Linked DNA regions of Homo sapiens: region 2 is linked to region 1. A link is a loop called in an ENCODE intact Hi-C map of the cell type or tissue named here. Cell type or tissue: heart right ventricle. All regions are shown on one strand.

Evidence for each region. A loop is a pair of places that touch in the nucleus more often than their neighbours do. Peaks named below come from ENCODE experiments on the same cell type or tissue, not always from the same donor. Only the 100,000 strongest peaks of a DNase experiment are listed, where the experiment ranks them.
Region 2: a loop joins it to region 1, with 8 times the contacts of the local background. A loop is called at or near these places in 20 of 110 quality-filtered maps.

Annotation. Positions count from the first base shown.
Region 1 is chr9:84,401,145-84,409,144 of GRCh38, forward strand. No RefSeq gene overlaps it. Among named protein-coding and RNA genes, the nearest start is that of SLC28A3, 64 kb to the left of the region's middle. In heart right ventricle, a CTCF peak has its summit at 3,126 (motif pointing right); no DNase peak of the experiment used is centred here; H3K27me3 peaks cover 404 bases.
Region 2 is chr9:85,771,903-85,779,902 of GRCh38, forward strand. It overlaps a transcript of AGTPBP1 not described here and the pseudogene LOC100419824. Among named protein-coding and RNA genes, the nearest start is that of AGTPBP1, 34 kb to the left of the region's middle. In heart right ventricle, no CTCF peak of the experiment used is centred here; no DNase peak of the experiment used is centred here.

The DNA.
Region 1 (8,000 bases):
AAATACAAAAATTAGCTAGGTATGATAACTCTCACCTGTAGTCCTAGCTACTCAGAAGGTTGAGGCACGAGAATCGCTTGAACCCAGGAGGCAGAGGTTGCAGTGAGCTGAGATCCTGCCACACTGCACTCCAGCCTGGGGACAGAGTGAGAATCTGTCTCAAAAACAAACAAACAAACAAACAAAAAACAAAAAAACAAAACAAACAAAAAAATGGAAACTGGAAATCATGGTTGGAGTTTATGAAAGGAGACCATGCAGACTCCAATTAGTAGGTCAATTCTCAAAGACAGGACTTGGTTCTATGTCAAAGTTGAAAAAAACGCATTCTGGCGGGTTAAGTTAAATATTTAAGGTATGTATGTATAATCTTTTATGATTCCTTGCCTTAACTTTTTTTTCTAATTAACCACCCATCTATGGATATGGATACAGATAGTTTTGGATGTAAGAATTCTGTATTAATAATACGTGCAGGAAGAAAGAAGAAAGGAGATATGCATTTTCTGGTCTGGCACTGTATACAGCAGGCACTTAATAAATAGAAATTCTCATTCTCCTCTCTTTTTTTTTTTTGAAAGAGAAGGAACCATAACTTTCTAACACAGCTAATACTATTTCTGAACAGTTCTAGGTAACTGGAAAGTTCTGTTTTTTTTTTTTTTTTTTTTTTTTTTTGAGACGGAGTCTCACTTTGTCTCCCAGGCTGGAGTGTAGTGGTGCAATCTTGGCTCACTGCAACCTCCACCTCCCAGGTTCAAGTAATTCTCCTGCCTCAGCCTCCTAAGTAGCTGGGATTATAGGCATGCGCCACCACTCCTGGCTAATTTTTGTATTTTTAGTAGAGACAGGATTTGGCCATGTTGGCCAGGCTGGTCTCCAACTCCTGACCTCAAGTGATCTGCCTGCCTCAGCCTCCCAAAGTGCTGGGATTACAGGTGTAAGCCACCACACCCGGCCTGGAAAGCTCTTTTAAAGCTTCCTCATAATTTCCGTATAGTACAGTCCTAGACTTGTATTTTGGGTGTGCCCAGAACCAAGGGCAGTTACATACACACCACACACACACACACACACACACACACACACACACACACACATTTTTTTTGAGACAGGGTCTTCTCACTCTGTTGCCCAGACTGGAGTGCAGTGGCACAAATGCAGCTCACTGCAGCCTTGACCTTTGAGACTCAAGTGATCTTCTTGCCTCAGCCTCCCTAGTAGCTGGGACTACAGGCAAGTGCTACCATGCTGGGCTAATTATTTTATTTTTAGGAGAGATGGGGTCTCACTATGTTTCCCAGGCTGGTGTCAAACTCTGGGGCTCAAGTGATCCTCTCACCTTGGCCTCCCAAAGTGCTGGAATTATCGTTGTAAGCCATCGTGCCCAGCCCTATACATAGCTGAAGACAACATTAAGTCATGTCCCTCCATTAATCTCTTCTCCACAGCAATTTTTAGTGTCCCTCCCTTCATTTCTGGGCCCGAGCCCTGTGACACCCCAGATGAATGTGACATTCTACAGGCAGCACTGGAGAGCTGTCCTGCCACTTTGTCCCTATTCTGGACACCCTCTTCCAATGAAGGTATCTGCCACCGTGTAAGGATTTTTCACAGCTGTGTCAAGTGTTGTTAATACAGGCCTGGCTGCCGGCCTTCCAGGCCTTTCATCAGGGACTGCTACAAAGCAGGCCTTCTCCATCCTGAAATTGCACATTTGATATTCTTTCATTGTGTATGTGGGAATTTGTATGAATTACATTTTATCTTGTTGGTTTCAGCCCAGTTTTCTAGTTTGAGTTCTTTTTGTTTGGATCTTGATAGAAGTTGTATTAGTCCATTCTCATACTACTGTGAAGAAATACCCAAGACTGGGTAATTTACAAAGGAAAGAGGTTTAATTGACTCACAGTTCGGCATGGCTGGGAGGCCTCAGGAAACTTACAATCATGACAGAAGGGGAAGCAAACACATCTTCTCATTGTGGCAGGAGAGAGAGAAGTGCTGGGCAAAGGGCCCCTTATAAAACCATCAGATCTCATGAGAACACACTGACTATGAGAAAAACAGTGTGGGGGTAACCATGCTATTACCTCCCACTGGGTCCCTCCCATGACAGGTGGGGATTATGGGAACTACAATTCAAGATGAGATTTGGGTGGGGACACAGCCAAACCATATTACAAGTCATCCAGCATAGTGACTATTTCTCCCTGCTTGGTGTTTTGGCCGGTTTGGCAAACAAGCCTTCCCAGTCTTTCTTCATGCTGGTGGTAAATACATTGGACAGTAAAGGGCCTGAGACACAGCTGTGTGGCATGGTACAAGAGGCCTGGACTTTGTCCTCCACCCAGTTCATTTAACATTCAATTAAACAAATATTCATCAAGTTGAGCATGCCAGGCACCGTTCTAAATGCTGGCAGTATAGCAGTGGACAAAACAAACAAAAATTCTACCTTTTATTTATTTATTTTTTTGAGACTGAGTCTCACTCTGTAGCCCAGGCTGGAGTACAGTGATACGATCTTGGCTCACTGCAACCTCTGCCTCCTGGGATCAAGTGATTCTCCTGCCTCAGCCTCCTGAGTAGCTGGGATTACAGGCACCCACCACCACACCCGGCTAATTTTTGTATTTTTAGTAGAGACGGGGTTTCACCATGTGGCTGGTTTTGAACTCCTGACCTCAAGTGATCCATTGGCCTTGGCCTCCCAAAGTGCTGGGATTACAGGCATGAGTCACTGCGCCTGGCCCAATTCTACCCTTTTGGAGCTTGCATTTTAGTCGACAGCATTTTAACTAAGAAGTCATGTCCCCATCATATATACCTTAATCTTTATTTGATTAAGCTCTCATTTATTCATAATGATGGTTAATTAAGTATTTACCATGTGTTGAGCCCTGGTCTTCATGCATGTAGTAAGTATGAACTTATCTACAACACACCATCCACTAGATTGGCAAAAAGCTCATTATCACACTTTTGGGGTCGGTCCTCTCTCCTTTAAGGATCATCTGTGAACCTTTTGAATCTTTTGCAGTCTAAAAGGAAATTTCTCCAAAGTTCAATTTTCAAGTAGGGAAAAAAAAACTAAGTGTTGGTCCGCAGCTCTGCAGCTGCTCATCACCGCCACTTGAGGGCGCTGATGAACACAAATTGTCCTCCATCCATCCATTGGACCCCGTGGTCTTTGCCCTATGACCCAGTCCAGAAAGTTGGGGCCTTCAAAGAAAGGCAATTCTCCACACACTCACTCAGTCCAGGGTAACACGCTCCTCAGTGCGTTTTCTGGAGTTCTCAGTCATTCTCCTCTGGAGCCAGTCCTCATAAGTGGCTCAGGGGACCTCCTCCTGGGATCCAAAGCCCTGGATCTCTTTAGTTCTGAGAATACACTGGGTGGGTAGGCAGACAGATTGAAGAGACCAGGATTGAGATGTTTTCTTTTGCATTCCTCAATATCTTTATTTTATTTTATTTTATTCCTTTTTAAAGAGGCTCACTATGATGTCCAGGTTGGTGTCGAACTCCTGGGCTCAAGAGATCCTCCTGCCCCAACCTCCTGAGTAGCTGAGACTATAGGTGCATGCCCCTGACCCCAGCTGTGTTCCTCAAAATCCAATAGACTTATTCCGCTTCCTTCTTGACATAGTGTTAATTGATCCAACTCTTCTCTTCTTTTTGGTCTCACATGACAATCTGGTTACTTCTTAAGGAAGGGGATAGGTGACAAGGTGCCACCTTGGGGGTTTCTGCTGAACACCGACTGCTCCCCATCCCTGTAGCAGAGATGGTGGAGATTAGGTGGTGAGGAAGACTTTTGAAACCTTAATGTATGAGTCGCCATGTCTCAGAGGCCACTAAGGGACTTCCTATGCATCTTTAAATATCAGTGAAAAAAAGCCTTTCAGGTTTACCCCAAACTCATGCATTATCTTATTTGACCCCCAGAATACCCCTGCAAGGCAGGATCATTTTAGCCATTTCACAGATGAGGCAACAGATTCAGAAGTGATAGGAACTCATTGTGAGTTTGGAAGCTGGGTTACTTGGGCTTTGAAGTCTTACTTAGTCCACCACCCATGCTCCTCTATCTTGCTCACAGGCTCTCACCCTCTGTACCAACCTGTACCTCCATGCACCATTGTTCAAGCATCAGAGAGGACTTCCAGAGAGCTTGGAGGCTCAACAGTTTCTCAATAGGCTGTTGGAACTGAGAACTTTAGAAACGACTTGCCTGGCCAGGCATGATGGCTCAGGCTTTGAATCCCAGCACTTTGGGAGGCTGAGGCGGTTGGGTCACTTGAGGCCAGAGTTTGAGAGTTCGAGAGTTCTCAAGAGTTCGAGACCAGCCTGGATAACTTGGTGAAACCCCATCTCTACTAAAAATACAAAAATTACCTGGGTGTGGCAGTGCACACCTGTAGTCCCATCTACTTGGGAGAAGCATAGAATTGCTTGAGCCTGGGAGGTGGAGGTTGCATTGAGTTGAGATCATGCCACTGCACACCAGCCTGGGTGACAGAGTGAGACTGTCTCTAAAAAACAAAACAAAACAAAACAAAACAAAAAACAAAAAAAACATTTGCCTTAATGAGGAACCGCTGATTTGATTCCTGAAGTAGTACAACCCATTAATCTAATGTACGTAATGGGAATAGAAGAATTGTATTACACTAGAGCTAAAAGAGACATCAGTGATCGTGTAGCTCAGCTTGTTGTTTTTACAGAGTTGAATACTGAGGATCAGGGAGCTTAAATGACAACTAGGCAGTAAAAGAACTCATGGAGTAACCTGGTCTTCTCATTCCCAATTTAGAACTTATTTTAAACTGGTGTTTGATGACTTTTGCGTTAGAGGTCTTTGTTATTCTAGAAAAGTGAAAATTACTGAAGTGTTAAAATACAAAGCTCTTTCTTTTCTTTCTTTGTTTCTTTCTTTTTTTTTTTTTTTTTTTTTTGGCAGAGTTTCACTCTGTTGCCCAGGCTGGAGTGCAATGGTGCGATCTTGGCTCACCGCAACCTCTGCCTCCTGGGTTCAAGCGATTCTCCTGCCTCAGCCTCCTGAGTAGCTGGGATTACAGGTGTGTGCCACCATGCCTGGCTAATTTTGTATTTTTAGTAGAGATGGGGTTTCTCCATGTTGGTCAGGATGGTCTCGAACTTCCAATCTCAGGCGATCCGCCCTCCTCGTCCTCCCAAAGTGCTGGGATTACAGGCGTGAGCCAATGGGCCTGGCCCTATAAAGTACTTTCAATCTTTGTCAAGACAGAGCAACAGGTTTATTTTTATGCTATTAGCATTATAAAGCTGGGCAAAATATATGAACATGTATTGTTAGGCATTGGACAGTAGACATCACAGGACTGCAATTCTTGAAAGACAGCACACAAAGTGAGGTCCATTTTCATGCTGCCTTTTTTTTTTTTTTTTTTTTTTGAGATGGAGTCTCCTTCTGTTCCCAGGCTGGAGTGCAATGGTGTGATCTCAGCTCACTGCAACCTTTGCTTCCCAGTTTCAAGCGATTCTCCTGCCTCAGCCTCCCGAGTAGCTGGGATTACAGGTGCACATCACCACGCCCAGCTAATTTTTAGTAGAGATGAGACTTCACCATGTTGACCATGGTTGGTCAGGGTGGTCTTGAAGTCTTGACCTCGGGTGATCCAACCACCTTCGCCTCCCAAAGTGCTGGGATTACAGACATGAGCCGCCATGCCCAGCCTGTATTTTGTTTTTTTGAGACAGGGTCTTGCTCTGTCACCCAGTCTGTCTTGCAGTGGTGCGATCATGGCTCACTGAAGCCTCGACTTCCTGGACTTAAGTGATCCTCCTACCTCAGCCTCCTGAGTAGCTGAGACTGCAGACATGAGCCACCATGCCCCACTAATTTTTCTTTTTTGTAGCGATGGGATCTCACCATGTTGCCTCAGCCTCTCAAAGTGCTGGGATTACAGGCATGAGCCACCATGCCTAACCAATACTGACTTTTTGCTTGAGACATTTTCCAAACTGTAGGGAAATGGAGCCCAACCAGATAGTTGAAGTCTTGCCTGGTGGAGAAAATGAAGACAGAAAGTGAGGGTAGCTAAGACTGCTTGAACTTGCAGGTCTGATACCAGAGAGAAGGCAATTGAAGAGAAACAATCAGAAATCTGTATAGGAGCTTCCTTCAGGTCCTTGGCAAGATCTTTAGTTGCATATTTATTGACTCAGACTCTGCAAAGTCTAGCTGAGAACAGCTTCTAGGGGACTGAGAGGTAAACAGTGATTTTAGAAGTTTGATCTGTTAGGGAGATGTTGGAGTTCTGATTCAACTAAAGTAGAGCGGAACATTTGAGACCCAAAACAACACTCACCTTAGGGGAAATCACTATGTCCTAGGAATAAGGGACATGCTGTAGGGCTGAGAGCAAAGATGAAATAGACCTGCCTTAAGAAAGCCAAATCCCAAGGCTTGACAGGATCAATATGACATGTTAGTAATTTAACTGCTTATCAGAAAAAAATCACAGTTTTTAGAGAAAAACAAAATCAAGAGTCTCTACAACATATCATTCAAAATGTTCAGTGTATGTCTTTGTTCATTTGTTCTGCTATAACAAAATACCCAAGACTGGGTAATTTATAAAAAACAGAAATTTATTTTCTCACAGTTCTATAAGCTGGGAAGGCCAAGATCAAGGCAATGGCAGATTCGGTGTCTGCCGAGATCCCATTCTTCATGCTGTGCCTCCTTGCTATGTCCTCACATAGTACCAGATGGAAGGGCAAAAAAGGAACTGGGGGCCGGGCGTAGTGGCTCATGCTTGTAATCCCATCCCAGCACTTTGGGAAGCTGAGGCAGGCAGATCACCTGAGGTCAGGAGTTCAAGACTAGTCTGGCCAACATGGTGAAACCCTGTCTCTACTAAAAATACAAAAATTAGCTGGGCATGGTGGCGGGCACCTGCAATTCCAGCTACTGGGGAGGCTGAAGAAGGAGAATCCCTTGAACCCGGGGGCGGAGGTTGTAGTGAGCTGAGATTGTACCACTGCACTCCAACCTGGGCAACAGAGACTGTCTCAATTAAAAAAAAGAAAAAGAAATATGTCTAAGAGTTTTCTGTTTTTTCTTTACAAAGATTATTTGCCGGCCAGGTGTGGCGGCTTAAGCCTGTAATCCTGAGAGGTGACAGCCTGCTGGCAGCCCTCGCTCCCTCTCGGCGCCTCCTCTGCCTGGGCGCCCACTCTGGCGGCGCTTGAGGAGCCCTTCAGCCCGCCGCTGCACTGTGGGAGCCCCTTCCTGAGATGGCTGAGGCCGGAGCCGGCTCCCTCAGCTTGCGGGGAGGTGTGGAGGAAGAGGCATGGGCGGGAACCCGGGCTGTGTGCGGCGCTTGCGGGCCAGCTAGAGTTTCAAGTGGGCGTGGGCTTGGCGGGCCCCATACTCAGAGCCGCCGGCCGGCCCGCCGGCTCCGGCAGTGAGGGGCTTAGCACCTGGGCCAGCAGCTGCGGAGGGTGCGCAGGGTCCCCCAGCAGGGCCGTCCCAGCAGCGGTGCTCTCGATTTCTCGCCGGGCCTTAGCTGCCTCCCCGCGGGGCCGGGCTCGGGACCTGCAGCCCGCCATGCCTGAGCCTCCCCCCACCCCCGTCGTGGGCTCCTGTGCCGCCGGAGTCTCCCTGACGAGCGCCACCCCCTGCTCCATGGCGTCCAGTCCCATCTACCGCCCAAGGGCTGAGGAGTGCGGGTGCAAGGCACAGGACTGGCAGGCAGCTCCACCTGCCGCCCCGTGCAGGACCCACTGGGTGAAGCCAGCTGGGCTCCTGAGTCTAGTGGGGACTTGGAGAACCTTTACGTCTAGCTAAGGGATTGTGAATACACCAATCAGCACTCTGTGTCTAGCTCAAGGTTTGTAAATGCACCAATCCGCACCCCGTGTCTAACTCCAGGTTTGTAAATGCACGAATTAGTGCTCTGTGTCTAGCCGATCTGGTGGGGACTTGGAGAATCTTTATGTCTAGCTAA
Region 2 (8,000 bases), 1.4 Mb after region 1:
CCCGCCTCGGCCTCCCAAAGTGCTGGGATTACAGGCGTGAGCCACCGCGCCCAGCCTGATATAGATAACTCTTTATGCTGTTCTTTTTTTTTTTTTTCCCTGAGATGGAGTCTCACTCTGTTGTCCAGACTGGTGTGATCTCGGCTCACTGCAACCTCCGCCCCCTGGGTTCAAGCAATTCTCCTGCCTCAGCCTCCTGAGTAGCTAGGATTACAGGCGTGTGCTGCCATGCCCAGCTCATTTTTGTATTTTTAGTAGAGATGGGGTTTCACCATGTTGGCCAGGCTGGTCTCAAACTCCTGACCTCGTGATCCTCCCGCCTCGGCCTCCCAAAGTGCTGGGATTACAGGTGTGAGCCACCGTGCCTGGCCCTTGTGCTACTCTTAAAGCAAGGCAACCTGGCTAAGGTCAGTGGATTTTCTGATCCTGGGAACCCTTGTATTAATGATTATTTTTCTGGAGAGGTCATTAGATTATTAACAAGTTCTGTGATATAGACATTGTCTGAAGTATTTTTACTTCACATCAGCAGGGAAGAATCCAGTAGACAAAATGCATAACATGGCTGGGTGTGGTGGCTCACGCCTATAATCCCAGTGCTTTAGGACCCAAGGCAGGAGGATCACTTGAGTCCAGGAATTCAAGACCAGCTTGGGCAACATAGTGAGACCCTGTCTCTACGAAAAAATTTTTTAAAAAACTTAGCCAGGCATGATGGCATGTACCTGTGGTCCCAGCTATGTGGGAGGCTGAGGTGGGAGGATCACTTGATCTCAGGAGTTGGAAGCTGCAGTGAACTATGATTGCACCACTGCACTCCAACCTGAGGTGACAGAGTGAGACTCCATCTTAACAATAACAACAACAACAAAACAACCAAACTGTCACTTATTTATAACATCCATTCTGGAGTTAAAACTTGGAATTGTCTAGATGTTTCAAGAATCTTTACCCTCTCACTATCCACTTAGACTAGAGAAATAAAGTTACAGAATTATTAAATGTAAACTGCATAGATTACATTTAAGAAATTATGGAAGGGTGATCATTAGAGCAACAATATATTAAAAATGAAAGTGTCGGCTGGGCACAGTGGCTCACGCCTGTAATCCCAGCACTTTGGGAGGCTGAGGTGGGCAGATCACGAGGTCAGGAGATCGAGACCATCCTAGCTAACACGGTGAAACCCCATCTCTACTAAAAATACAAAAAATTAGCTGGACTTGGTGGCGGGCGCCTGTAGTCCCAGCTACTCGGGAGGCTGAGGCAAGAGAATGGCATGAACCTGGGAGGCGGAGCTTGCAGTGAGCCGAGATTGCACGACTGCACTCCAGCTTGGGTGACAGAGAGAGACTCCTTCTCAAAAAAAAAAAAAAAAAAAAAAGAAAGTGTCATCAATTCAGAATTCCAACAAATTCTTTTTTTTTTTTTTTTTTTTTTTTTTTTTTGCGGCGGAGTTTTGCTCTTGCACCCAGGCTGGAGTGCAATGGGGCGATCTTGGCTCCACTGCAGACTCCGCCTCCCAGGTTCAAGCCATTCGCCTGCTTCAGCCTCCCAAGTAGCTGGGATTACAGGTGTGCACCACCACACCCAGCTAATTTTATATATATTTTTTAGTAGAGACGGGGTTTTACTATGTTGGTCAGGTTGGTCTCGAACTCCTCACCTCAAGTGATCCCCCCACCTCAGACTCCCAAACTGCTAGGACTACAGACGTGAGCCACCGTGCCTGGCCTGAATTCTAACAAATTCAAAAGGCTGTTAGGTTGTTTTGTGAATATGTTACAAAGCATTTGCCTAAGGACCCAATACCTGGCAGGAATCATTTACACTATGGAGATTAAGGAAGTTCATCTTGAAGTAGCCTAAGAAAAGTAGATTATTATATTAGCTTATCTAAGACACACTTAACAGGTCAAAATATGTATTTGTTAGGTGGTGAATTTGCGAGAAGCTGAACGGAAACAACAATTATATAATGAAGAAATGAAAATGAAAGTTCTGGAACGGGATAATATGGTTCGTGAATTAGAATCTGCACTGGACCATCTAAAATTGCAGTGTGACCGGAGACTGACCCTCCAGCAAAAGGAGCACGAACAAAAGATGCAGTTGCTGTTACATCATTTCAAAGGTAACTTCCCCTTTTGACAGTTATGTAAAGTTGATGTGTAGGTGTGGGTACTGAAGGAAGATAGGACAGAATTTGATCACTTAAAAGCTCAACATGTTTAAATAGTTGCTACTTAGACAAGTTTTTGGGCTTTACATGTTTTGGTTGCCGCATTTTGGGACAGTTGACTTTGTTGTAGGGCTATTCATGCTTGGAATGCCATCCCTTCTGCCTGCCTCCAGTATGCACATAAGAACTGCTACAATCCTGTCAGCTTGTTGTTGGTCTAGTTTTTATGTAGAAATGTGGGATTGATTCAGGCTTTTTGGTATACAGTTGAATTTTTTTTTATTTCCCAGGGATATAATACTATCATATTTAAGTTATTTTCCACTCACAAAATTAAAGTGATAGGTTCTGTCATATTCCTAGTTATATTTCTGGTTATAATTGTCAGTTGATTATAAAATTTTATGCATTAAAGTAATATCTTGGGTCAAAATTATACTGCCATTGATGGGCACATACCATTATCAGTGAGCAGTAGTTCACCACCAACTCTGATAGAAAACTCTGAGAGTGATCTGGCCTCATTTTACCTAGGCATATGGCCAGTATACAAACAGCTACTATGGCAGCAAAATCATTGTTAGGTGATACTGTTACTCCTTCAATTCAGGCTGCTTAGTCTTGATTCTCATGAATCCATAGCTGAAAATAGATCAAAAGGGATCTAGAAGAAGCAACCTGAGTAAGCAGAAAATTGGAAAAATCTGTGAATTTGATTGTTGAGGCAATTTGCTTCTAAGTTAATTCTGTCACTGGTTAATTAGCAACCAGTTGCCTAATGACAATTTCCTGGCAAGATCTCACACATCATTACATTCAAACATGCTCTCCTTACCTTAGTTTGGTTCCGAAACTGATATTTTAATATTTTTTTAAGTGACTGGGATTATACCACAAAAGTTCATGCCATAGCCAAATAAGAATATATAAAAACTTGGCCAAACATGGTGGCTCATCCCTGTAATCCCAGCACTTTGGGAGGCTGAGTCAAGAGGATTGCTTGAGCCCAGAAGTTCGAGACCAGCCTGGCCAACATGGCGAAACCCCATCTCTACAAAAGATACAAAAAACTAGCCAAGCGTGGTGGCACGCACCTGTAGTCCCAGCTACTTGGGAGGCTGAGATGGGAGAATCACCTGAGTCCCAGAGGTTGAGCCTGCAGTGGCTGTGGTCACACCACTGCACTCCAGCCTGGGTGACAGAGTTAAGACCCTGTCTCAAAAAAAAAAAAGTAAGAAAGTCATTCATTTCTATAGCTGTACAAATTGTTCATAACAAAGTTGTGGCTGGGTGCAGCGGCTCATGCCTGTAATCCCAGCATTTTGGAAGGTTGTGGTGGGAGGCTTACTTGAAAGCAGCCTGGGCAGCATAGTGGGACCCCATCTGTATTAATCAAGGATCTCTAAAGGGACAGAATAGCATATATATATCATATATATGATATATATATAGATATATAAAATATATAGGATATATAAAATATATAGGATTTATATTATATAAATATATATATATAAATATAAAGGGGAGTTTATTAAGTATTGACTTACATGATCACAAGGTCCCACAATAGGCTGTCTGCAAGCTTGAGGAGCAAGGAAGCCAGTCCAAGTCTCAAAACTAAAGAACTTGGAGTCTGATGTTCGAGGACAGGAAGCATTCAGCATGGGAGAAAGATGTAGGCTGGGAGGCTAGGCCAGTCTCACCTTCTTATGTTTTTCTGCCTGCTTTATATTCATTGGCAGCTTATTAGATGGTGCACCAGATTGAGGTTGGATCTGCCTTCCCCAGCCCACTGACTCAAATGTTAACCTCCTTTGGCAACACCCTCACAGACACACCCAGGATCAATACTTTGCATCCTTCAATCCAGTCAAGTTAACACTCGGTATTTACCGTCACAAGTCCATCCCTTGTCAACTTGAACTCATACACATCTCCTGAGATCATACATAATCTTCAAATAAAGACAATAATAAGGTTATAATTACACCTAACATAATACAACTATCCTTCGTACAACCAGAAATGCACCAATCCCCAACCCAAATGCTATTACATAAAGTTAACAGTACTTAAATGCTGATGTGAAGTCAATAAATCTTATGTCACATGATAAAGGAAAAAGGAAATAAAATGAAGATATTTTCTTAGTACAAGTGTATACATGCACAAACATGTTTTTAACAAAATAAGGAGGAAATATGACAGTTACCGTCCTTGTTTCTGCAGCTGGTCACATGGTCATAGCTGGTATTGATGACCACCTTCTTCTGCTACCCATTCTTTATTCTCTTTGCCTTTAGCAAGCACCTCAGCACGTTGTGGGTTTTTCTCCTAGTGGAGTGACCCAACCCTTCATTCCTGAAGGGTCTGGACCATTTGTAGTCCTGACTGGAATGGGCTGTTGTAGTTTCCAATTGACCTTAATCACAGAGCATGGTAATACTAAGCGACACCCTAATGGATCTCCTGTATTTCTTGCATACTCTTTCTTACCTCTGTTATGGAGTAGTAGACTGATTTCATCTTGATAGTCCAGGTCAGTCACCCCAGCCAATACTGTAACTCCCTTCTTAGCCTGCTGACTTAATGGTAGGTAGAGCCCAAAGTGTCCAGGTGGCAATCTTAACTTTCAGTTTAATGGAATCATTGTTGTGTCTCCTGTTGGCAGTGTTCCTTCCTCTGAAACAAAGACCTCTAGGCCAGCAGAACGTAATGTTGTGGGAACAGGAAGCAAAAATGTTGCTAATGGATCACTAGGGGTGATGATGGGTGGTGCCACTTCCACTTCCACCCCTTGGTCCCTGGACTCGTGAATCCTGACTATGGAAGAAACAGTACCATATACTGGATGCTGATGCAGAGCATACACGGCCTTCTGGAGAACTTTGTCCCAGTCCTGCAAAGTATTGTCATGTAATTGGTGTTGTAATTGTGACTTCAAAAGGCCATTCCACCGTTCTATCAGTCTAGCTGCTTCAGGATGATGGGGACCTTCATCCTGCGAATGACCAGTGAATCCCATGAGCATGAGCCCACTGCCACACTTCTTTAGCCATAAAGTGAGTAACTTGGTCAGAGGCAATGCTGTGTGGAATACCATGACAGTGAATAAGGCATTCTGTGAGTCCATGGATGGTAATCTTGGCAGAAGCATTGCGTGCAGGATAGGCAAACCCACATCCGGAGTAAGTGTCTGTTCCAGTGAGGACAAACCTCTGCCCTTTCTGTGATGGAAGAGGTCCAATATAATCAACCTGCCACCAGGTAGCTCGCCGATCACCCTGAGGAATGGTGCCATATTGAGGGCTCAGTGTTGGTCTCTGCTGCTGGCAAATTGGGCACTCAGCAGTGGCCGTAGCCAGGTCAGCCTTGGTGAGTGGAAGTCCATGTTGCTGAGCCCACATCCCTGCCACCATGGCCACTTTGTTCATGGGCCCATTGGGCAATGACAGGGGTGGCTGGGGAAAGAGGCTGAGTGGTATCCACAGAATGGGTTATCATATCCACTTGATTATTAAAATCCTCCTCTGCTGAGGTCATCCGTTGGTGAGCACTCACTTGGGATACAAATATCTTCACAGTTTTTGACTACTCAGAGAGGTCCATCCACATACCTCTTCCCCAAAATTCTTTTGTCACCAGTCTTCCAATCATGCTTCTTCCAAGTCCCTGACCATCCAGCCAAACCACTGGCTACAGCCCATGAATTGGTATATAACCGCATATCTGGCCATTTCTCCTTCCATGCAAAGTGCACAACCAGGTGCACTGTTCGAAGTTCTGCCCACTGGGAAGATTTCCCTTCACTGGTATCCTTCAGGGATGTCCTAGAAAGGGGCTGTAGTGCCGCAGCTGTCCACTTTCAGGTGGTGCCTGCATATCGTGGAGAACCGTCTGTGAACCAGGCCCTAGTCTTCTCTTCCCCTGTCAACTGATCATAGGGAACTCCCCATGAGGCCATCGGTGCAGGCTGGAGGAGAGAAGGCAGGGTGGCGAGTGGAGACCATGGGCATTTGTGCCACTTTCTCATGTAACTTATACCTTCAGGACCTGCTTGAGCCTGATCACATATATAGCATTTCCATTTGATGATGGAATGCTGCTGTGCACGACCCACTTTATGGCTAGATAGGTCAGAAAGCACCCAGTTCATGATAGGCAGTTCAGGTCGCATGGTGACTTGATGACCCATAGTCAAACGTTCAGTTTCCACCAAAGCCCAGTAACAGGCCAAGAGCTGTCTCTCAAAAGGAGAGTAGTTATCTGCAGAAGATGGCGGGGCCTTGCTCCAAAATCCTAGAGGCCTCCACTGTGATTCACCTATGGGGGTCTGCGAGAGGCTCCAAACAGCATCCCTATCTGCCACTGACACCTCAAGCACCATTGGATCTGCTGGGTCATATGGCCCAAGTGGCAGAGCAGCTTGCACAGCAGCCTGGACCTATTGCAGAGCCTTCTCCTGTTGTGGACCCCATTCAAAACTGGCAGCCTTTCAGGTCACTCAATAAATGGGCCAGAGTAACACACCCAAATGAGGAATGTGCTGCCTTCAAAATCCAGATAGGCCCACTAGGCATTGTGCCTCTTTCTTGGTTGTAGGAAGGGCCGAATGCAGCAACTTATCCTTCACCTTAGAAGGAATATCTCGACAGGCCCCACACCACTGGACCCCTAGAAATTTTACTGAGGTAGAAGAGTTCATCATTTTCTTTCATCAGTTTGTCCACTGAACTGAGGAGCAACCAACCAGCTTCATTATGTTCCTTGGTTCTCCACATATGGTCAAATTTATTACATAGAGTCACTAAACTCCTTGCCTCTCACGAGCAGTGAATCAGGAGTGTCAAATGCATTTATTTTGCATAATTCTGTAAACAGTTCATGCCAAGGACTATCAGTGTTCTCCATACTATTAGGAGTAGAGTCCTTAGCATTTTTGGGTCTAATCAGATTAAGCAGCCAACTCCAGAAACCCCAAAACCAACAAAAGAACTCCATCCTTAATATTCTGTTCCTTTAGAACCACTCCTGGTACCAAAACCTGTATTAGTCAGGGTTCTCTAGAGGGACAGAACTAATAGGAGATATATAGATATAGATATAGATATAGATATAGATATAGATATAGATATAGATATAGATATAGATATAGATATCTATATAAATATAAATATATATAGCTATCTATATAAATATCTATATCTCTATATATATAAAGGGGAGTTTATTATTAACTTACACAATCACAAGTTCCCACAGTAGGCTGTCTACAAGCTTGAGGCACAAGGAGAGCCAGTCTGAGTCTCGAAACTGAAGAGCTTAGAGTCTGATGTTTGAGGACAGGAAGCATCCAGCATGGGAGAAAGATGTAGGCTGGGAGGCTAGGTCAGTCTCGCCTTTTTCTGCCTGCTTTATATTCACTGGCAGCTGATGAGATGGTTCTCACCAGATTAAGGGTGGGTGTGCCTTCCCCAGCCCACTGACTCAAATGTTAACCTCCTTTGGCAACACTCTCACAGACACACTCAATACTTGGCATCAATACTTGGCATCTTTCAGTCCAATCAAGTTGACACTCAATAGTAACCATCACACCATCTCTACCAAAAATTTAAAAAATTAAGCCGGGCATGGTGGCATGTGCCTGTGGTCCCAGCTACCCTGGAGGCTGAGGTGGGAAGATTATTTGAACCCAGGAGGTTGAAGCTGTAATGAGCCATGATTGCACCACTACACACTCTACCCTGGGCAACAGGGTGAGATGCTGTCTCGAAAATAATAGTAATAGAAAATAAAATAAAAACAAAGTTAT